Regions from separate parts of the Homo sapiens genome. Here region 2 is linked to region 1. A link is an interaction called in ENCODE POLR2A ChIA-PET data of the cell type or tissue named here. Cell type or tissue: B cell. All regions are shown on one strand. Each heading gives the region's core, and the rest is flanking DNA. Links, peaks and the distances in the headings are about the cores only.

Region 1 (8,691 bases), core at 861-3,360:
CACTTCTTGACTATTCTCATTCCCATGCTTGGTTAGAATAGTTTGTAGCCAGGCATGGTGGCATGCTTCAGTAGCCCCAGCTACTCAGGAGGCTGAAGCAGCAAGATTGCTTGAGGCCGGGAGTTCTGGACTGTGGTGCGCTCTGCATGTCTGCATAAGTTCAGAATCAATATGGTACCTTCTGGCGGTGGGCATGAAGGAGACCAAGTTGTCTAAGGAGGGGTGAACCAGCCAGGTTGGAAACGGAACAGGTCAGAGCTCTGGTGCTGTTCAGTAGTGGGATCATGCCTGTGAATAGCCACTGCACTCAACCTGCGCAACAGGGAGACCCTTTTTCCTAAAATACTAGTTTGGAAAGAAAAATTTACAGTAAGTGGTGAGCATATAATATATGCTCAAAGACTATTTGTTGAATGAAAAACTGAATTAATGAATAACTGAAAGAATAATGGGCATAATTTAAAAAGTTTTTCAATTTTTAGTAATCAAGGTAATGGGTGTAAAGGTCTTAGTTGTACCAATAGACAAACATATTTGAAAAAAGTTACCAAGGGAAATCTTGAAGAGTTATGAGCAATTGTACTGTGCTGCAAAACATTTTAAAGGAAGAATTCATTTTTTTTTTGAAGATCTGCTTATTTTTTATTTCTTACCAACTATCTACAGGGCACTGTCCGGAATTTTTTCTGGAGGAATTTAGAACTTAAATTTGTTGCACCGGCCGGGTGCAGTGGCTCACCCCTGTAATCCCAGCACTTTGGGAGGCCGAGATGGGAGGATCACTTGAGGCCAGGGGTTCAAGGCCAGCCTGGGCAACATGGTGAAACCCCGTTTCTCCTAAAAATATAAAAATTAGACGGGTGTGGTGGCGCATGCCTGTAATCCCAGCTACTAGGGAGGCTGAGGCAGGAGAATCACTTGAACCGGGAAGGCAGAGGCTACAGTGAGCTAAGATTGCACCATTGCACTCCAGGCTGGGTGACAGAGCGAGACTCCATCTCAGAAAAAAAAAAAAAAGTTTCACAATTCAGAAGGTGTGGAAAGCAGACCAACCTAAATGAGGAAGACCAAGGAAACAGGGCAAAAGTGAGACAGCGGATGTGAAAGAAGGGTATCTTTGCATCCATATAGTGGAGTGGTGGTTAGTTGCTTGGTGGTTACAGAAAGCCAACCAGTAATAAGCAAATCTCTGAAAACAGAATAAATGGGACATAAATTTTTATTGTAAAATTTGTTCATGTAAGGAAATATATTTGTTCAAAAAAGAGAAGACCCAATCAATACAATATACTTTTTTTTTTTTTTTTGAGATAGAGTCTCGCACTGTTGCCCGGACTGGTGTGCGGTGGCAAAATCTTGGCTTGCTGCAACCTCTGCCTCCCGGATTCAAGTGATTCTCCTGCCTCAGCCTCCCAAGTAGCTAGGATTACAGGTGCCCACCACCACACCCAGCTAATTTTTTATATTTTTAGTAGAGGCAGGGTTTCACTATATTGGCCAGGCTATTCCCAGAATCCTGACCTTGTGATCTGCCCACCTCAGCCTCCCAAAGTGCTGGGATTACAGGTGTAAGCCACCGCACCTGGCCAATACAATATACTTTTAAAAAACTTTTTAAAATATGGTAAAATATATGACATAACACACCATTTTAACCATTTCTGAGTGTACAGTTTAGTGGCATTAAGTACATTTACCTTATTATGCAGTGATCTCTTCTATTTCTCTCCAGAAATTTTTCATCTTCCCAAGATGAAAATCTGTACCCATTAAAACAATATATCTCCCCAGCCCTCTCTCTCCCCAGGTCCTGGCAACAACCATTCTATTTTCTGTCTCTATGAATATGATACTCTGGGTACTGCATATAAGTACATTCATATGGTATTTGTTTTTTGTGTCTGGCTTATTTCATTTGGCATAATGAAGGTTGTACGTGTAGCATGTGTCAGAAATTCATTTCTTTTTAAGGCTGAATAATATTCTATCCTATGTGTATACAACATTAATATACTTGTAAAAGGAAATGCCAAAAGCTGCTGGTTAAGTATAGGAGAGCAAAATAAAGTTTACCTGAGATGTTGATGTCCCTTGAGGAATAAGAGTTCCTCATGAGAGTATACTACAGTTTGTGAGGGAGATTTCAGTAAAAGAAAAATATTGTGGGAACCTGCCCCCAATATTTCAATGTAGCTTCTTTCTATTTTCCATAAGTGTCAGCCGGCTGAGAAATAAAGAGAGACAGTATAAAGAGAAATTTTACAACTGGGCCGCTGGGGGTGACATCACGTATCATGATGCCCCTGAGCCTCAAAACCAGCAAGTTTTTATTAAGAGTTTCAAAAGGGGTGGGGGTGTAAGAACAGGGAGTAGGTACAAAGATCACATGCTTCAAAGGGCAAAAAGCAGAACTACTGATAAGGGTCTATGTTCAGTGGTGCACATATTGTCTTGATAAACATCTTAAACAACAGAAAACAGGGTTCGAGAGCAGAGAACCGGTCTGACCACAGATTTACCAGGGCAAAGTTTTTCCCCACCCTAATAAGCCTGATAGTACTGCAGGAGACCAGGGCGTATCTCAGTCCTTACCTCAACCACATAGGACGGACATTCCCAGAGCAGCCATTTATAGACCTCCCCGTAGGAATGCATTCCTTTCCCAAGGTATTAATGTTAATATTCCTTGCTAGGAAAAGAATTTAGCAATATCTCTCCTACTTGCACATCCGTTTATAGGCTGTCTGCAAGAAGAAAAATATGGCTCTTTTTTGCCCGACCCCACAGGCAGTCAGACCTTATGGTTGTCTTCCCTTGTTCCCTAAAAATCACTGTTATTCTGTTCTTTTTCAAGGTGCACTGATTTCATATTGTTCAAACACACATGTTTTACAATCAATTTGTACAGTTAACACAATTATCACAGTGGTCCTGAGGTGACGTACATCCTCAGCTTATGAAGATAACAGGATTAAGAGATTACAGGCATAAGAAATTATAAAAGTATTATTTGGGCACTGATAAATGTCCATATTAAAATGAAATCTTCACAATTTATGTTCTTTGCCGCGGCTCCAGCCGGTCCCTCCATTCGGGGTCCCTGACTTCCCACAGGAGAAAAAGAACTTGTTTCCCTTTATTATCATAACAGTTTCACTATGCAAGCTACTAATTCTCCCCACAGCTGTCCAGATTTGGCCTTTCCAACATTAGTTGCCATTTACAAATGTGTACACTGATTCACCATCCTCTCTGTGGATAAATGTATGAGTCCTCCTAGGGTCTGCCCATTAGTGCATTAGTTGACAATTATTAGGTTGATGCAAAAGTAATTGCAGTTTTTGTCATTAAACTAATGGCAAAAACAGCAATTACTTTTCCAACAACCTAATACTTGGCCTGCAGAATGCACAATACTAGATCTTCATCCAAAATATCTTTTGAGACATTCTCTTAAAAGTTAAAAAAAAAAAAAGGCAAAAATTGGCCAAAAGCAAACAAGCAAAGATAACAACAACAACAAAAAACCCCAATGGTATGATCCTAAACTTAAGTTGACTCAAAATTGGCGCCCCAAATTGGACTCATAACCCCTTTTCCTCAAATCTGCTGTCATCTCTGTCTGACATGTGGCAGCGTGATCTTGCCAGCTACCAAAACTAGAAAGCAAAGATGTCAGATGTGGCTCCTTCCCATCCTTCCTCATCTACTCACCAAGTCTTACTGATTTTACCTTCTAAACATATATTTTAAAGGATATTCTTTCCTCTACATTTTTTCTACTAATGCCACATTTCAAGTTTGTGTCATCTATTACCTGAATCACTGTAACTGCCTCTCAGTTTTTTTCTTCCTCCAGTGTTGACCCCTAAAATCCACCCTCCATACATCAGCCAAAATAATCAATACGACACATAAACCTGACACTATAATTTAATCAGTGGCTCCTCATTCATTTTTTGATAAATCTTAATATGACATGTGGGACCTTAATCTGAACTTCTTCTGGCCTTGACCTTTATGATCCATCCAACAACACTAATCCTACTAGTGGTTTCCACAAGACCAATCTCCTATCTGTCATTGCCCACACCCTGCCTGATGTGTCCTTTCACCCTGGGGAAAGCAAGTGAAAGGGCATGGCAAACCACTGCTGGAATTGTATTGTGTGCCCCTCTGTGTTCCCGTAACTCCCTGTATAGAACTCTGCTGTGATACTCATCACAATGTATTAGGTTGAAACTGCCAATATTCAATCTTTTATTATCAAAACAATAACAGTATTACGTGGTCCTACTTAACTATGATACTTATGTTTCTTTCTACTACACAGAGAACTTCTTGGGGTCGGGACTCTACCTCATTCATATTTGTGTCAAGGTTTTTCTAAGCTCAGTGAATATGACCTTCACATTAAAATGCTGAAAGAACAAATGGTTTAATGAACTGTGGTTAACTCATTATTTCTTTTGCAGACAGTAAACTGACATCCATGAATAGTTTTTAATGACATGGAAAAAAGTTTAATGTTACATTTTTTAAAGCCTGATATGGAATACACAGAGATACCAACATTCACAAAGTATTCAAAGTTCATAAATATAAAAACTAGTATTTTAAGATTTTTATCTTCTTTTAAGAAGCTTGCTTTAAATTCAGCTCCAAATAAAAGAAGCTAGTCAAAATACTAAAAGCAAAATGTGCCTATATACCTGCCAAAAATGTGTTGTTAACAATCTTGCCCAATTCAAATGGAAAGAATCTCACTACTTTTTAAAAATTATTTTTAATTATTTTCAGCTGTCGATATAATATGTTCATATCAATTATTACCTTGCCCTCTTTTTTGCTTTTTCTAGCATGGACTGGAGGAAACAGCTGCCAAATGCAAGGGACTGGGTGCCAAGGTTCATACCTTTGTGGTAGACTGCAGCAACCGAGAAGATATTTACAGCTCTGCAAAGAAGGTGAAATGTTGTGTTTAGTTAGAATCATATCATGTTAGAGCTAGGAGGTGTTTTGGAGATGACCCAGTCTGTACATGATATAGATGAAGTACCTGAGAAATGTTGTTATTTGACCAAGGTTATAGAACTAGCTCATAGCAAACCCAAAACTAGAACCGAGAACTGAACCTCTCAAATATTAGTATGTTCTGGAATTTTCCAGGGAGTTGTTAAAAATGTATATATATACTCTTGGGCTCCACTTCCAGAGATTTTCTTTCAGTAGGTTGAAGGCAGGGCCTCAAATACATCCACCCTGCCTCCCATGCGCCTTCATCTCACCCATGATGCTCATATAGGTAACTATGCCTGGATGACACTTGCAGAATTGCTGACAGGGTCTTCTGAAGCCCATTCATAGAATTGGGTTAGAAAGTTACAATAAAGCTATTCTTTATCAGGTTTTTATTGTAGATAGATCTATTTCTTTTCTTTTCTCTTTTTTTTTTTTTTTTGAGATGGGGGGTCTCACTCTGTTACCCAGGTTGGAGTGCAGTGGCATGATCTCGATTCATTGCAACCTCCACCTCCCAGAATCAAGCAATCCTCCCACCTCAGCCTCCCAAGTAGCTGGGACCACAGGTGTGTGCCACCACGCCAGCTAATTTTTTGTATTTTTGGTAGAAAACGGGGTCTCACCATGTTGCCCAGGCTGATCTCGAACTCCTGAGCTCAGGGGATCCACCCACCTCAGCCTCCCAAAGTCCTGGGATTATAGGCATGAGCCACGCTCCCAGCAGATCTATTTCTATAAAGCATTATTTGCCTCTTCTAGATACAATTGAGATGTGCTGTATATAATGGGGTTTCACTCTGAACGCATTCTCGCTTGTACCTGTTAACTAAATACCTTAATGGCAGCAAGGTCATCAGAATTACCTGGGCAGATTCCTTAAAATACACATTCCTGGACCTTACCCCTGGATATTCTAATTCAGTGCAGTATAAAAAGTGTGATTCAGCAAGACTTGAGAACCTCTTTGTTTATGGAATTTTTGGTTTGAGTTCTTTTTTTTTTTTTTTTTTTTTGAAATGGAGTCTCACTCTGTCGCCCAGGCTGGAGTGCAGTGGCGTGATCTCAGCTCACTGCAAGCTCCACCTCCCGGGTTCACAAGCGATTCTCCTGCCTCAGCCTCCCTAGTAGCTGTGATTACAGGCACGCACCATCATGCCGGGCTAATTTTTGTGTTTTTGTAGAGATGGGGTTTCACTATGTTGGCCAGGGTGGTCTGGTCTGGAACTCCTGACCTCAAGTGATCCACCCTCCTTGGCCTCCCAAAGTGCTGGGATTACACGCGTGAGCCACCACACCTGGCCTGAGTTCTTTTTTTTTTTTTTTTTTTTTTTTTTTTGAGATAGAGTCTAGCTCTAGCTTTGTCGCCCAGGCTGGAGTGCAGTGGTGCGATCTCGGCTCACTGCAAGCTCCGCCTCCCGGGTTCACCCCATTCTCCTGCCTCAGCCTCCGGAGTAGCTGGGATTACAGGCGCCCGTCACCACGCTTGGCTAATTTTTTTGTATTTTTAGTAGAGACGGGATTTCACCGTGTTAGCCAGGATGGTCTGTATCTCCTGACCTCGTGATCTGCTCCCTCGGCCTCCAAAAGTGCTGGGATTACAGGCGTGAGCCACCGCGCCTAGCCCATTATCAGATATTTTGAAGTAGCTATTTTGAGGTGGCCATTTTAGTATCAGAACTTTTTTTCTTTTTCTCTTTTCTTTTCTTTTTTCTTTTTTTTTTTTTTTTTTGAGACAGTCTTGCTCTGTTGCCCAGGCTGCAGTGTAGTGGTGTGATCTTGGCTTACTGCAACCTCCGCCTCCTGGGTTCAAGCAGTTCTCCTGCCTCAGCCTCTCGAGTAGCTGGGATTACAGATGCCCGCCACCACGCATGGCTAATTTTTGTATTTTTAGTAGAGACGGGCTTTCACCATGTTAGCCAGGATGGTCTCGATCTCCTGACCTCGCGATCCGCCTGCCTTGGCCTCCCAAAGTGCTGGGATTTGTATATTTCTTAATAATGAAAGCAAGCTGAGAATCAGATATTTTGAAGTAGCTGTTTTGAGGTGGCCATTTTAGTATCATTTTAGTATCAGAACGTTTTTTTTTTTTGAGACAGAGTCTTGCTCTGTTACCCAGGCTGGAGTGTAGTGGCGTGATCTTGGCTCACTGCAACCTCCGCCTCCTGGGTTCAAGCAATCTTCCTGCCTCAGCCTCTCGAGTAGCTGGGATTACAGGCAGATACCTGTAATATATATATACAGGCTGATAAATATTATATACTTATATAGTATATATAAATATATAATATAATATGTATATATGAGATGTGCTGTATAATAATAATTAATAGTATAATACATATACATATACATATATAATAGTATAATACATATACTATTAATACTATAATACTATAGTATATTATACTATAATATACTATTACTATATTATACTGTTATACTATATTATACTATAGTATACTAATAATAGTATATACTATTATTATATACTAATATAATAGTATAGTATACTAATACTATATTATACTATTAATATATAATATACATACATATACATATAATATGTGTAATATAATACATATATGTATATATGAGTTGTGCTGTATATAATGCTGTGTATGTATATATGAGATGTATATGTAGATGTATATGTATATAATGCTGTATATGTATATATGTACATATTATATATGTATATATAATATATATTATATAATATAAATATAACAATATAAATATTATATATATATCCAGGAATCTGCCCAAGTAATTCTGATGACCTTGTTGACATTAAGGTAGTTAGTTAGGTACAAGCAAGAATGCGTTCAGAGTGAAACCCCATTATATACAGCACATCTCAATTGTATCTAGAAGAGGCAAATAATGCTTTATAGAAATATATCTGCTGGAGCGTGGCTTATGCCTAGAATCCCAGCACTTTGGGAGGCCGAGGTGGGTGGATCCCCTGAGCTCAGGAGTTCGAGATCAGCCTGGGCAACATGGTCACCTGAAGTCAGGAGTTCAAGACCAGCCTGGCCAATATGATGAAACCCTGTCTCTATAAAAATGCAAAAATTAGCTGGGCATGATGGCAGGTGCCTGTAATCCCAGCTACTTGGGAGGTTGAGGTGAGAGAATCACTTGAACCTGGGAGGCGGAGGTTGTAGTGAGCTGAGATCATGCCACTGCACCCCAGCCTGGACAACAGAGCAAGACACCATCTCAAAAAAAAAAAAAAATATATATATATAAATATATATATATATATATTTATATATATTTATATATATATATTTATATATATTTATATATATATATTTATATATATATATTTATATATATTTATATATATATTTATATATATATATTTATATATATATTTTATATTTATATATATATATAAAATCATATATATATACACGCAAAACATATTCTCTCTTATTTGAGAGAGCTAAAAATTAAAATAATCGAACTCTTGGAGATAGAGAGTAGAAGGATGGTTACCAGAGGCTGGGAAGGGTAGAGGTGGTGTAGGGAAGAAGTAGGGATGGTTAATGGGTACCAAAAATTAGAACAAATAGGCTACTCTGGTTGCACTGCCTGTGAGTTAGCCCTGCTCTGCAAGGAGCAGCCATAAAGAATTTTTTGTTAGTAAAAATGATTAATAAT
Region 2 (16,340 bases), core at 5,500-7,999, 130 kb before region 1:
ATGAGGCTACTTGGAACTGTTCTTTGGTATTATTTGTTGTTTTTCTTAATCCTAGAAGAGAACTACCCCCCAATAAATAATTCTTGGTCCATTCACAGAGCTGAAAGCACTTGAAATTCCTCTCCCAACTAGCAGAATTTAACAACTGACTTACTCTGTTAGCAAAAGAGAGGCAATTTCCACTGAATCCAAAGGAGTTTTATATTATACTGGTAGAGTTTAACTAATAAGGGAAATTCAAATAAGAGCAGTCAGAGGATAAAGCCAAGAACTAGGCATTCAGGGGAAAGAAATTACAGGGGTAGTAGAGAAACAAATAAATTAAGGGGTAGGGAGAAGAGTTAAAGGCAGAAAAAGCAGAGGATTAATCTATCTGATAATTACAGGGGCTAGGCTTTAAAAGGTGTATTGTCTTACTATTAACAACATGAAGCCAATCATTCAGATATTATTAAGTTACTGCAACGTCACAAACGCCAGGACTTTAGGTGAGCCATCCTAAGAGCAGATTCAGGGTTTGTGAAGCCAAGAGTTTATACATATGTTTGGAACCTTCTTTTTTAAAAATATAAAAGTCAAAATCAAGTCTAGAACTTTGTATGGAGGCTGCACAAGTGAGGGGCCTTGAAACTCAAGCTTCCTAGTTTTATGGCACGTCTATCCTGGCCATATTCAAATGTCTATACCCCAAATACAACAAAAAGTTCAGAAAAATAAATAAATGTAAATATGAGAAAATCCTGTGTTCTCTTTCTCTGAGAAAGAGAAAATAGTAGCACAGATACCATAGTAGGACTTGAGCAAAGAAAAATAAATATGGCCAAAATAATGTCTCCCACTATAACACAGGACAGGGTGTGGTGGACCCTTTCTGAAGGATTGGCAAATGTCTGAGAAAAAGAACAGGCAACTGTCTCCCTGGATGGATCCATCCCATCTGGAGCTCTGGAATGAGACACAGTGAGATTAGTGAGTGGTATGATAAGACGAGAAACTCTGAAAGGCATGATTAAGAGATGGTGAAAGGTGGCTATTGCACAAGCTTGGGTAAGATAAGCCTGGGGGATCCTCTAAATATAATTAAAGTAATCCCTCAATTACACATTATAGAAAAGGAGGAATGGACTAGTTTCGCCTGAGCAAGAAAGAAACAGACCTTTAAGAATGTGTCTGAAAAGCTGTGCCTCCGGGTGCCCTTTGGCTTCCATGCTCCTCACTGCTGACCAGGCACAGTGGCAAAGAGGGATGGTCAGGAAGCACTCACTGAATGGTAGTTCTGTGAAATGGAGGTGAGGGTCACAGATGGGAGTGCATGGATGGTACACAGGTGAAGTGCTTAGCATAGAACCTGGCATATAGTAAAATCTCAGGAATGTATATGCCATTGAATGAGCTACTATTAAATGGTCTAAGACAAAAATGTACTTTTTCAATAAAATAATACTTTGATGACCATAAGTGATTCTACTACTGAGTACATTTGAGTGCTATTCCACACAAAAATATTTAATGTTTACAGCCAATTATATATGGCTTCTTACAAACTCAGTGACTCAAAGCAACTGTTTCATAATGTCTCGAGATCTGGTGGGTCAGAAATTTGGGCAGGCCTCTCAGAGGTACTCAGCTAGGAGATGAGCTGATCTGGAGTGGCACAGGATCTCTCCACTCACGTGTCCTGCGCATTTGCAAGGACAGATGCAAAGCTGGGATTGGTAGAACTGTTGAAGTGTCTTCTGTGACATGACAGACTCAGAAAATGGCTCAAGGCTCCCAAAATGAGTTTTCCAGGAGATTAGGTAAAAGTTCCAAGGTTTCTTATGACCTAGCCTCAGAAGTCCCAGAACATCATTTCTATCTCAATCAATTGGCCAAGTAAGTCACTAAACCCAGTCCAGATTCAAGGGAAGGAGAATTAGACTCCACCTCTCAACAGGAGAAATAGCAAAGAATTTATAGCAATCTCTACCATAATATTTATACCTATTAAATAAGAAATGTAAGAAATTGTCTCAAGGCAGTTACTCATGTGAGTTAGAATAGAGTTGACATTTGTGGGTGTTTGGCTCTTAATGGGAGACCTATTTCTGCCATGACAAATGATTCCTCTGGAGATTTGTTTTAATGGTACATGGGTCAGCCAATAGAAAAACTCTAGGCATTTGAAATTCAAATGCTGGATGTTCTCTATAAAATGCTGTCTAGCTATCATCTTTTAAAATTCCAGCTGAGGTTCTCCTGAAAGTTTGGTAATGAGACACCCTGTTCCTAACAGAAGGAAAGGGCTCTCCTTCCAGTTACCTATCATCCCTCATCTTTAACCTCTCTAAATCCATAAAAAGAAACAGTGGGATGAAGAAAAGAAAGAAATAACCTAAGGACTCTAGTAAAGGGATGAATTAAAGTGTCTGAATTATTCATTATTGGGGTTATTAAGCCATTTTCTGCCTTATGCATGTTTCAAAGATATGATAACATCTTTCATTTCATTTTTACAGTTGGTGAAATTACCAAATAACTATAGGATCACATTTGAATCTCAAAACAACTCCAGAAGATAGATAAGAAAATGTAATATTACCTTTCCTGTTTTGTAGATGAAGAAACCAGTGACTTGATCAAAGTCTCTTAGCTGGTAAAAGGCAGTTCAAGTCTGGAACTTAGATCTTCCAGTTCCGTACCAACTGTCCTTTAAACTATGCAGCTGCCTTTGAATAAGCTCACGCATTTGAGCAAAATAATATTGATTTAGTTTCACATCAATACTGCATATTTAAGTCTTTGAGAATAATAATTCTGTGAATTCCAAAATTTGTCTCATTTTTGCATTTTTCATCTGGAGTTTTATTTTCTATTTCTGCAAAAATAATCTGTATTTTGTAGTCAGTGCACACCAAACTCGAATGTCTCAAAATAAATGACTTTTTACTCATCCAAGAATAAATGGTATTCATCATACTTAGCAAGGACATCATGGTTTTGATTTTTCAAAGTACTTTGCAAGCATCAGCTAATTAAGCCTCCCTGAGTCTTCAGTATGACAGTTGTTTTCAAAATATCTCTCATTTCCCAGGAAAGTTCTCCATTCTGTCTTATTTATACAATCAGCACATTTGCTCAGTTCTTAAAATAAGAAGCTAAAGGCCATGAAATTATTTTTGATCAATATGTGGCAAATACAATTAGCTCAGTGAGACAAAAATGCCCAGTGACTAGTCTAAAGGACAACGTGGAACACAATGGAAGAACACAAGGCGTTTTAAAGTCTAGATACTGGATTGTCCCACAAGGTCCTTCAAAAATAAAACACAGGCATCTTCTTTATAATTGAAACTTGAAGGGGTTTCCTGCTTGGATCATTCTAAATGACATGACCATACTCTGCGTTTAAATTTTGTTTTCAATTACAGGATGGAAAAAAACTCTTAAAAAATAGTTCCATCTTTGGACTCAGTAAAAATCAGGGACCATTCAGTAAATGTTGGCTCTCAAAAAGCCTGCACAAGTGGCCATCTGAGGTTATATGACAATCCCTAGACTTGTTCTATGCCTTAAAATATCTTCCATACAGCTACGCCAGGATTCTCAGCATTCGATAGCTCTTTTTGGGTTAAGAACAATGTGAACATACCTCTTACCTGAGAATAGAAATACATTAATTCAGGAATAATCTTTTTTCTTTTTTTTGAGATGGAGTCTCACTCTATTGCTGGAGTGCAGTGGCTCAATCTTGGCTCACTGCAACCTCCACCTCCTGGGTTCAAGAAATTCTCCTGCCTCAGCCTCCCAAGTAGCTGGGATTACAGGCTCATGCCACCACGCCCAGCTAGTTTTTGTGTTTTCAGTAGAGACGGGGTTTCACCATGTTGGACAGGCTGGTCTCGAACTCCTGACCTCAAGTGATCTGCCTGCCTCAGCCTCCCAAAGTGGTGGGATTACAGGCATGAGCCACAATGCCCAGCCCTAATTCAGGAATATTCCTATTTCCTCGGTATGGTTTAGATGCATGCAAAAAACAAAGATTTAAAAGTATAGAATATAGGATAGGTGAGTTTGTGTTTAATGAGTGAACTAAAAGTAAATATGTTCTGGAACTAGCTCCTGGGAAGCTTGAAATCCCCTAGGGGAGGAAGATACGGAAAAGGGGAGGAGAAACACTAAGGTTCTTTTCCCTTATATCACACTTAATACAAGACATATGTAGTTAATACAAGATATAAATGACTCTAATGATATTACTGATGACAGGCAGCAGGCAGAACAATGAAAATAATAATCATTTGCATGTGTAAGGTACTTCAGAGTTTGCAAAGAGCTTCCTCACCTCACCTTGCAAGGAGCTACCTTTGACATCGGAAGGAACTGGTATTCCCATCCTATATATGAAGTTTGGAGAGAGAAAGTAATTTGTTCAAGGTAGTATTTAGTACTTGGCAAAGCCAGGGCCCAAAGCCAGAACTTCTGGCTTCTAGTCTGTAGCCTGTTCACTAGTCTGTTTGGGGAGAATATTGGATACTGAGTCCAAAGCTCAGCGTTTCTAATTCTTGCCCACCTCTTAAGCCTTGTACATTTGGCCAAATAATTTAGACTCTTCAAATTTCTGTTTCTTTACATTTAAAAATTCTGTCCCTCCTTTCTTCATTGAATCAAATGAGACAGTATATAAGAAAACACTTTATAAACTGTGAAATGCTAAATAAATACAAGGAATGTATAACTAAATCCATCTTAATAAGTTAATATTCCTTGGAACCCTGCCTCAAGACATCCTTACAGTTAAACTTTCCTCCCTTTTGTGTTAAAGAATAAAGAGTTCCTCCTTCTCTTTGGAGTTAAACCTTTCACATGTGCTTTAATAGTAGACCAGTAAATATGTATCCAGGATTTACCAAGATGGTATTGTCTCACTTAATCTTCATACTATTTTATAGACAATGAGCTGAAGCCCCCAAAAGCTACACAATTTGCTTATTTACGCAAATTAAGTATTACAGCCTATGACATCCTGTTTCAGAACTTATGCCTTTAATTGTTATGAAATATTGTCTTGCTAATGGTTTTGGCAACTGGTCTGTTTTGCCTTATTTTGGTTTTCGGTTGCTGTAAAACAGTATGCTCTCACATTAAATGGCTTAAAATCACATCCCTGTATTTGCTCATAATTCTCCAATCTGGATTGGGCTCCACTGCATGATTCTTCTGCTGATTTTGTCTGGAGTTAATTCATCTGGCTTCAGTGAGCTAGGAACACATCTGGGGCTGAATCATCCAGGAGGGTCTGTTATCCTGCAAGGTTCCAGCCACATGGTCTCTCATCATTCAATAGTCTGGGTCAAGCTTTTGTACAGCATGGCTGATAGCTTCCACCAAGAGGAAAAACTCCAATGTGCAAAGGTTTACCAAGTTTCTGCTGGCATCATGCTTGCTAATGTCACATTGGTCAAAGCAAATCACAAGGTTAAGGCCCACATCATAGGGAAATGAAGCCCAGAAGTTGTGGTTTACTGGGGGTCATCATTGTTTACCATTATCTCCTCTCTTACCCTTTATCTTCAATTTTTCCTTATTTACCTGTCTTTTCCCTTCAGCACAGAAGGGAAATCTGGGGCCGGGCATGGTGGCTCATGCCTGTAATCCCAGTACTTCCAGGGGGCTGAGGCAGGTGGATCACCTGAGGTCAGGAGTTTGAGACCAGCCTGACCAACATGGTGAAACCCCCATCTCTACTAAAAATACAAAAAAATTAGCTGGGTTTGGTGGCGCATGCCTATAATCCCAGCTACTCAGGAGGCTGAGGCACGAGAATTGCTTGAACCCTGGAGGTGGAGGTTGCAGTGAGCCTAGATCACGCCACTGCACTCCAGCCTGGAAAACAGAGTGAGACTCTGTCTCAAAAAAAAAAAAAAAGAGAAAGAAAGAGGAAAGGAAAGGAAAGGAATCTGAATGATCACATTCAAATACAAATATAAATTTCCTGTAACTGCATATTCCCTTTAAGCTACCACGTTACTCTCCTTTGCACAGCCAATCATTTTTAGAGTGGTCTACACTCACTGCCCTCACTTCATCACTGCCTGTTCATTCTCCAATCACTGCAGGCTGGCATCCACCGACACCACAGCAACAAAACTGCTCTCCCTGAGATCCTCAATAACCTCTGCACTTCCAGAGGCAATGGATAATTTCCTGACCTTGTTTGCTTTGAACTCTCTGTGACATTTAACACTTCCCTTTTCTCATGTGACTCTTCTTTCTCTCACTGTTTGTATCTTTAGCTCTTCCCATCCTCTGATGGTGCCTAATGATCTTCACTCCCCAGGGTTCTGGCTCCAGCTCTCTGCTCAACTGGTTGAATAACTGCTCATGCTACAGCATGCAAGCTACATCTGTAACCCCAAACTCCATGCTTACCTCCAGACCTATCTACCCAAGTATCTACTAGATATCTCTACTCAAATTCAACAAGCCCAAAACTAATCCACCGTCTGTCTTCTAAAACCAAACCTTCCTCCTATAATCCTTCACCTTGGTAATTAATACCACCATTTACTAAGTTGTTCATATGAGAAATGTGACTCAAGACTTTTCCTTCTCATATTCCTACAATATCTAATTCGTCATTAAGTTTTATCTGTTCTTTTTTTAATTATTTCTTAGAACTATCCAGTTGTGTTTTGGTAAATGAGCAACCCATTCTCTGAGAGAGGGAGAGGTGGGTGACACTTGATGGTTTTCATGGTGTGACTGATCCTCCCACCACAACTGATTTTGATGCAGGATATTTTCTTGACCCCTTCACGGAACTCGCGGCAGGGGTGCCTTGTTTACTCAGCCCGCCCTGCTCAATCCCTTGCAGGAGGGAGTGCGCAAGCGAATGACTGCAGGAACCTGAGCGAGCGAAGGCAGGAACTGGCCACTTTGGCACCAGCAGGAGCAAACTCCATGTGGGCCCCTCACCAGCGTCCAGGTGTGGGCACCAGCCACGCCAAGCCCCAGAGGGCGTGTAACCATACTCTTAGCTCCACCGTCCGCAGACAGCAGTGTGTTATCAGCTCAGTGAGCCCTTTGCCTCATCACGTAGGGCAACTGCCTTCCGCCAGCAAGGGCAAAGGGCCAGTGCGACCGCCTTTTTGGATACCTGCACGTAGTGTGTCCGAGTTCTTGTCCAGTGCCCAAGAGGAATGAGGTCACACAGATGAATTGAAGGATGGCGAATGTGGAGAATTTTTTTTTTCAGTGACGAAAGCGGCTCTCAGTGGAGAGGTGAGCTGGAAAGGGAATGGGAAGGGAAGATCCCTCTCCTCTGAAGTCAAGCCACCTCTCTCCTATGTCCAGGCGCTTCTTCTCGACATCAGGCTGCTTCTTCCCTCTGCTGGCTGAGTTCTGGGGTCTTTATGGGCACAGGATGGGGACGGGGCAGGCCGTAGGTAGTTTTGGAAAAGGCAATATTCAATTGGTAAAAAGACAGTATTCAGAAATAACCAATCGGGAGAGAATGGAAGTTCTCACTTTGGGCTGTGGGTTTCAGGCTTTTCGGCTTGAAGGTGGGATTTTGCCAGCGACCCGCCCCTGTATGCCTACAGTTTCTCTGCCTCCTGTTGCTATCAATTTTAAGCTACCAACATGACGCCACTGAACAGAATCGGGAAGAGACATGCGGAACACATATTATATAGTATTTCCACCAACAGATATAATAGATGTAAATAACCTCAAAAGAGTAGATAATAGTAAAATAATTATGAAGTGATGAGTTTCTACTATTTTCTTTGCTTTTAACATAATTAAATTATACATGTATGTAATTTAATTTTTAATTGATGACTTTAACAACCAACTCAAAAAAGTCTTGAAATGTAACAAACAGCTCTCACAAACCAGTACAGGTTGGATCTATCCCTCTTTTCTCCACTCCTAAGACCACAGCCCAAATGTAAGGCTCTGACCACCTCACCTTGATGTTACAATTGTCTCTCACAGGTCATGCTACTGGTCTGTCCTCCACACAGCTGTCACACATACAAATCTGGTTATATCATCACCCCTGTCCACACATGTGTGCACACACACAGACATACACACATGCGTGCACACACAGACACTTACAATAATTCTTTGGGTCCCTATAGCTCTATGGCTGGAATTTTTAATTCCTTGTTTAATGCACTATGACTTTTACAATATGGCTATCTGCTTACTTTTGAGCCTTATCTACCCCAGCCCACTTCCCCTATTGACAGCCTAGAGACCCAAATATTAACATCCTAGAGACTCGATGCTTCTGCAACTTCACCCATGCTGCTGCCTGCCACCCTCTAGAGTACATCTAGCTGTGTGAGAACATCCTTCATACAGCTAACTACTGTTTATTAGTTTTCAAACCTCAGATCAAGAATTACCTTCTCTGGAGGTCATCTCTATACAGTAGTTAAGAACACTGTAGTTAAGAACACAGACAGACCTGATATCAAACAGAAGTGTTAAATATCTGCTGTGCCACTTCCTAGCTGTGTAACCCTGAACAAGTTACTTAATCTTTATGCCCGAGTTTCCTTACTAGTGAAATGATTACAATAATGTGCTTACCTGATAGAACTGTTCAGAAGGTTTAAAGAATATGTGTGTGCAAAGCTCTTAGAATAGTGCCTAGAACTTAAGTACTTTGGATGTAGTAAAGTTAGCTATTATCAACTACCTAATTTAAAAATGCCTCCTATCTCTCTTTCCATTGCATTATGTACATAATCATCACATTACACTATATGATTTTATATAAATATATTATATATTTATAGATACATTATTAGTATATACATATATAGATACGTGTATATAATACATATATAGATACATGTATATAAGTATATAGATTATATATGTACACATATAGTATACATTTAGCCCTCAACCTGTGGGATCTGACACTATCTCCAGGTGCACATACATAGTATATACACATATGTATACTATATATATATATATATACTTATATACATGTATCTATATATGTATATATTTATCTATATACGTATCTACATTACATACATATATGTATCTATACACACACACACACACACACACACACACACACATATGTTTCATCCACGGTTCCTGTCTCATAATTCCCATAGACCTTTTTATAATGTTATAATGTTGGTGCATTTTAGGCCTCATAAGCGGACCTCAGAATAACAGGATTTCTCTCTCTCTAATCTTCTATTTTTTTACCTGCTACTTTTTCTCCCCAAGGCAGGACTCTAATCTTCCTCTGCCTTTACCTACCTTGTGTGATTGTAGGTCATAAGACCCCCATTTCAGAAGGGGTTCTGCCCCATATTCTGGAGGAAGGAATGTTGCATGGAGAGGCCAAGAAGAGGCCCAGCACAGTGATCCATGTCTGTAATCTCAGCACTTTTGGAGGCCAAGATGGGACAATCGTTTGAGCCCAGGAGTTCAAGACCATCCTGGGCAACATAGGAAGATCCTGTCTCTACAGAAAAAAAAAAAATTAATTACCCAAGTGTGGTGGCAATCACCTGTAACCTCAACTACTTGGGAGGTTGAGGTGGGAGCATGCTTGGGCCCAGGAGGTCAAAATCACGCCACTGCACTCCAGCCTCACAGTCAGAGTGAGACCCACCTCAAAGGAAAAAAAAAAGAGGCCAAAAAGAATCTGAACAGATGGGCCTTACCGGGTTTCCCCACTCAGCCTTTGAGTACTAAAGCATACCCTTTTTGTCTAAACACATTTCTATGTGGTTGTCAATGGTGCCTATCCTTTCATGAAGTCTCCATAAAAGGCCCAAGGGGACGAGGTTTGAAGAAATTACAAGATAACTGAACCTATGGAGGTTCCTAGAGGGTGTGTTCCGGGGAGGGCTTGGCAGCTCTGTGCCCCTTCCCCCATACCTCACCCTTTGCATCTCTTCACTTGTATCTTTTTGTAATATCCTTTATTATAAACCAGTAAATCTAAGTAGGTGTTTCCCTGAGTTCTGTGATGCACTCTAGCAAATTAATCGAACCCCAAGAGGGAGTCATGGAAGCCCAACTTGAAACCAGTCAGCCAGAAGTTCTGGAGGCCTGATCTTGTGACTGGTATCTGGGAAAGGGAAGATGTCTTGTGAGACTGAGCCCTCAACCTATGGGATCTGACGCTATCTCCAGGTACACAGTGTCAGAATTCATTTGGAGGACACTCAGCTGGTGCCTGCTGCAGAGTTGATTGCTTGCATGTTGATGACAAAAAATCTCCCACATTTGGTCACAGAAGTCTTCTGTGTTGATTGTAGCGTGGTGTGAGACCACAGGAAAAGCAGTTAGAGATTTTCCACACCCAGAAACTCTTAAGAGAGAAACTATGTGTCCTTGTGCTTAGGCAGTGTCTAGTAAGTACTCAATGAATGAATTTAAAAAAAATGGATTAGTGATGCAAGTTCTGGCCAACTGGACATTCTTTCCTTTTGATTCATTCAGCTACATTTAGATTTAGGGAAATGAAGGGAACTTGTGAGATCATGTGAGATCATGCGGACAGATTAAAAGGGAAATATTTTCTCAAATTTAATTAGTTATGCATGTTGCTGCAACAAACAAAAAGAAATGAGCCTTATGATGCAAAACACGTTTGATAATTCTTACTCCCCTTTTAAGTTGTACCATTTGTAAGAAAATAGGGTAGCATTCCATGTGCCTAATTCCACTGTTATGTGTGATGAATGTCGGAAATACTCCTGGCATTAAAAGGAGCCTAAATGTGTGGCCAGAATGGACTTTAATGTTCCACTGGACAATTTTTCTGACCTCACAGCAAAACTTAAATTACATTATTTTCTGAGAATCTAAGTTGTTTATTCAAGAATCACAACTTAACTTATCAGGAAGATGAGAGAAAAAAGAATTAAAATTTATTGAGCATCTCCTAGGTATCAGGCATTTTTACCAGTACCATTTCTTCTAACTCTCACAAAACTGAATTAGATGTTTTATTAGTCAAGGTTCTCCAGAGAAACAGAACAAATAGGAGATAGGTAGGTAGGTAGGTAGGTAGATAGATAGATAGATAGATAGATAGATAGATAGATAGATAGATGATAGATAGATAGAGATATAGATAATGAGGACTTAGTTTACATTAATGGAGCCAGTCCCAAGATCTGCAGTCAGCAAATTGGAAAGCCAAGAGAGCCAATTGTATAGTTCCCGTTCAAGTCTGAAGACCTGAGAACCAATGATGTTGAGTTCTAGTCCAAGTCTGAAGGCCTAAGAATTGGAGGGCTGATGGTGTTAAGTCCCAATCCAACAGCAGAATATCAATGTCCCAACTCAAACAGATAGGCAGAGAGAGAGAGGGAATTCTCCCTTCCCCTGCCTTTTTGTTCTATTCAGGTCCCCAGTGGATTGAATTATGCCCACTCACATTGGGTAGAGCAATCTGCTTTATTCTGTCTACCAATTCAAATGTTAATTTCTTCAGAACACACCCTCAGAGACACACCCAGGAATAATGTCTAAGTAGATATCTGGGCATCCCATGGTCTAGTCAAGTTGACATATAAAATTAACCATCACAGATGTTATCCCCATTTTTAGATGGGGAATCTGAGGCTTAGAGGGCTAAGTAACTTGCCAAAGATCATATAGATGGCAAATGTTGCTCCAGAGTTCAAATGCATGTCTCTCTAATCTGAAAGCACCAGTCTGCTTCCGCTAAACCAATGGTTCTCAATCAGGGCGATTTTGCCCCCCATGGAACATTTGGCAATGTCTGGAGACATTTTTGTTTGTCCCTAGCTGGTGGGGGATGGGGGCTCGCTACTGACATCTAATGGGCAGAGGACAGGAATGCTGCTAAGCATCCTACAAGGCACAGGACAGCCCCCCACAACAAAGAATCATCAAGCCAAAATGTTAACAGTGCCAAGATAAAGAAACCCTTCACTAAACCATACTATTTTGTATTTCTATAGTTTTCAAAACCAGTAGAATAGTAATAACATACTGATCTAAAATATAAGGCTAGGCACAGTGGCTCATCCCTGTAATCCCAGTACTTTAGGAGGCTGAGGTAGGAGGAATGCTTGAAGCCAGAAGTTTGAGACCAGCCTGGGCAACATGGAAAGACCCCATCTCTACAAAAAAAAAAAAAAACAATTAGCTGAGCATAATAGTTTGCACCTATATCCCCAGCTACTTGAGAGTCTGAGGCAGGAGGATCACCTGAGCCCAGGAACTGGAGGCTGCAGTGAGCTATGATTGCAATTACACTCCAGCCTGAGCAACAGAGCAAGACCCTGTCTCAAAAATAAAAATAAATAAATAAAATAAAATATAAGTGACTATAGTTCCATAACTCTAATAAATATTTGTGGAATAAATGAATAAATAAGTAAACATTGAATTTAAAATGTAGAGGAAAGAAACTGCGTTTTTCAATGATTCTTTACAATTAGCATTCACTAGGAGGATAGAATGTTTTAAATTATCATCGCTAATAGAGTCCACATATTTACTTTAAGCATGAATTACCATATATAAAATATTTTATTTTAATACAATAAAAATCATGGAATATATTTTAGTGGGTTTAGTAGTTTAAGGGGAAAAGATAGCAGCAATTTAGGATTCATACAATTAATGGAATTATTTTCAATTTTAGAATCCTAAAATATTAGGGTTAGAGGATCATCTAGGTCTCACTCTTCATTGTTCATCACTTGAGAAAACTGTATCTAAGAAAGGGCAAGTGACTTTCCCAAGGTCTCCTGGCAGTCAGGGACACTGCTAGAGCCAGAATCCAGCTCTCCTGACAGTTTAATGCTTTTCTTGTTTTAAGGTGTTTTTCAATGTATTAGAGTTTTGGGGCAGCGGGGGGAGGTTGCTCCATGTTTTTACTTAAATACATTTTTCTTTCATGGAAAATTGAATTCCTATGCTTTTTGCCTTGTTTAGGCCATAAGATGTTTTATTGAAAGAAACTTTCAATATCAAGTAATCCAACCAACCTTCTAAGATAAGCCTTTTCCTTCAACACAAAGAAGTGCATTTTGCCAAGTACGTACCATCTTACTCCTTAAAATGTTTGGAACTTTTTGTTTAAAAACTCAAACTCAAAGTGAAATCTCAATTTGTCACAATGGTGGTTTTTTTGTTTGTTTTGGGATTTTTTTAGTTTTTGTCCCCCTTCCTTACACCTTTGTGTAAGAGGTAAAATGGAGAATTTGCAAAATAACTAGAAAAAAGCTGGAGTGGGAGCCAGGAAATCTAGCTTCAATCCCAGCTCCCCTTCTACAGAGCTCAGTGATCTCCAGCATGTCACACTGTAGGCTTTCTAGGCCTGTTCTTCATCTGCCACATCCTGGGGTTGTTGTAAAGATCAAATAAGGTAATATCCCATTTGTAAATTTATTTGGTAAACCCAAAGCACTATGGCAATAGAAATGTCAAGTATATTTTATATGCCATTACCCGTTCTAAATAAAGTAAACACCCATTCCATTGTTAATATTCTAAATTTCTCCTTGTTATATGTAGTCATTTTCAGAAGGATCACTTAGAAGAATTATACTTGAGTCTCCAAGTACATGTCCTTTTCATTAAAACTGGGAATTGATTAGTCCAGACTAGTAAGGTTATAAATGATTTAAGTTTCTCCCCACACCCCTGATTCAACCCTCCCACCCCCACCCCACCACACACACACACACACACACACACACACACACACACACACACACACAATACCAAATCACTTTCTATGTGCAGCTTTACTCTCTATTCTTCCAACTGACTGTTCCCTGGTCCAGGTGGCCCACCCTGGACCACCTGGATTTGAATAGTGAGATAGGTAAAAATGTGTTCTTGTTCCCAATATGATGAGGAAGTCTATGCTATAGCCCTGTTTTCTTCAATAAAAACTTCATTTGCTGCTAGTTTGAGAGGCCGAGGCAGGTGGACCAGTTGAGGCCAGGAGTTCGAGACCAGCCTGGGCAACATGGCGAAACCCCTGTCTCTACTAAAAATACAAAAATTAGCCAGGCATGGTGGCACATGTCTGTTATTCCAGCTACTTGGGAGGCTGAGGCATGAGAATCACTTGAGCCTAGGAGGCAGAGGTTATAGTGAACCAAGATTGCGCCATTGCACTCCAGCCTGGGCAACAGAGCAAGACTCTGTATTAAAAAAAAAAAAAGGAAAAAAAAAAACTTCATTTGCTGAGTTAGAACCAAAGACCCACAAAGACCCACAGGAATTCCTATGTGTCACACTAAAAATGATGATGATAATGACAGAGGAAAATATGAAGAAAATATGAAATGGAAGTCATCTGTTGTGAAATGGAGATGAAACATATACATATGTTGCCACTCCCTGCTAAAATTCCAGAATAATGATAGGAAAAGAATAGTAATAATATAGACTCACAGTGACTGAGATAAAAGAAGAGGAGACAAAGAAGACAAGTGTCAACACATCTTTAGAAGATGGAAGACTGACTTAGAACAGGGAAAGCTTAAACCTAAGAGTCTGCAGAGAAGGATGCCATAGACAAAGAAGGAAGCCATTCACACTGAAGAACCCATGCAAGTTTCCAGAATTGGAGGCACCAGGTGATTTGGAAGGCAGGGTGAGGATAGAGGCTGAAATCTGGAGTATTGGTTGAAAGCCTATCAGATTAACTCTTAGATTCAAGATCCTTCCTCCTGCCTGCACAGCCAGGGGACTTCCATGTTTCAACACAAACAGGAAAAAGCTTATTCTCTGGCTCTGCACTCAGAATAAACACAATGTCAGGTGGGAGGTGGAGCCATACAGAAACCTAGGGACTAAGTGAAAAATCAGTGTGTGCACTGAGAGAACTCCAGTCTCTTCACTGATTTCACAGAATGCTAGCAACCAGGTTTATATTTGCTTCTCAAGGTAAGAGGTATGAATTTCTCCTCTAGAGAAAAGAAAATCTCCCTGTAATATCTGTCAATGACATTTGGGGTGCCCCATCAAGACTGTCAGGTTACTGCTCCTTGGAAGCCCTCCAATGCTCCATGGAACTATTCTTTGGAAGCCCTCCAAGCCCTGTCCATAAAGTTCTAATTGGCTTTCTAGTGACTCACTGCAAAGTATTAATGGACAGCCAAATACATCAGACATTAGAGAAAAGCTTTCAACAGGAAAAACAAAGATCAAAACAAACTAACTGGGGAAAAAAGGAACAAGAAGGAAACAGAAACTGCAGGGTGCAGAGGAAATTTTCAAAATATTTGATTAATATCCTCAAGGAGACAAGAACATATGTCACACTAATAAAGAACAGGACAATATTAAAAAGAAGCCTTCGGGAAATAAAAAATTAACAGTATATAAGCATATTCTCACTCATATGGAAGCGAAAAAGTTGATCTCATAGAAGTAAGAAGTAGAACAGAGGATACTTGAGGCTGGGAAGGGTGAGGAGAAGAAAGGAATAGGGAGCTATTTGTTAAAGGACGTAAAACTATAGCTAATAGGAAGAATAAGTTCTAGTGCTCTATACCACTGTAGGATATTATATATTTCAAATAGCTAGAAAGAAGACACTGTTCCCAATACAAAGAAATAATAACTGTTTGAGGTGATGGATATGCAAATTATCCTTATCTGATCACTATACATTATATGTAGTGAAGCATCACTATGTACCCCATGAATATGTATAATTGTTATTTGTCAATTTAAAAATAAAATTAAAAAAGAAAATGAAGTATAAAGGTATAATTTTTTTTAATCAATAAAACAGGCCAGGCACAGTGGCTCATCCCTGTAATCCTAGCACTTTAGGGGGCTGAGGCAGGCAGATCACTTTGAGCTCAGGAGTTTGATACCAGCCTGGGTATCATGGCGAAACCCTATCTCCAGGAAAAAAAAAAAAATCAATAGGAGAGATGTAAGGTAAAAGTGAGAAAGTTTCCCAGAATGATAGACACACTGTTGAAGAGAAGAGCAAAAATGATTAGCAAATCGGAGAATCAACCCCAGAATTCTGATATTTAACTAATATAAATTCTAGAAAGAAAAGACAAAAAATAGAAGGGCAAAAATCATTAAGGAACTAACACATAAAATGCTCCCCAGAACTGAAATATATAAATTTCCAAATTCAAAGGGCCTAATGAGTTCCTAAACTAAATGTAAAAGTATCCAAACTAAGGCAGAGATGGTAATATTTCAGAAGACTAGGGCCAAATGTAAAAACATAAAAGCATCCATAAAGAAGAAAAAAATACTATGTTCATAAAAACATTGGGGAAAAACTCACATCAGAGTTCTTACTAGCAACACTGGAAATTATAAGAAAATAGACCAAT

What was found. Peaks named below come from ENCODE experiments on the same cell type or tissue, not always from the same donor. Only the 100,000 strongest peaks of a DNase experiment are listed, where the experiment ranks them.
Region 2: POLR2A ChIA-PET joins it to region 1 with 6 read pairs; 3 of 35 experiments call an interaction of 5 or more read pairs at or near these places.

Annotation. Positions count from the first base shown.
Region 1 is chr4:87,378,531-87,387,221 of GRCh38, reverse strand. HSD17B11 (hydroxysteroid 17-beta dehydrogenase 11) reads left to right here. Exons shown (of 7, transcript NM_016245.5): 2 at 4,860-4,967. It also overlaps the pseudogene RN7SL681P. Among named protein-coding and RNA genes, the nearest start is that of HSD17B11, 8.3 kb to the left of the region's middle. In B cell, for the core only: no CTCF peak of the experiment used is centred there; no DNase peak of the experiment used is centred there; H3K27ac peaks cover 507 bases.
Region 2 is chr4:87,501,535-87,517,874 of GRCh38, reverse strand. The region is part of intron 1 of SPARCL1 (SPARC like 1); the gene reads left to right. Among named protein-coding and RNA genes, the nearest start is that of SPARCL1, 20 kb to the left of the region's middle. RefSeq lists an enhancer at 6,490-6,990. In B cell, for the core only: no CTCF peak of the experiment used is centred there; no DNase peak of the experiment used is centred there.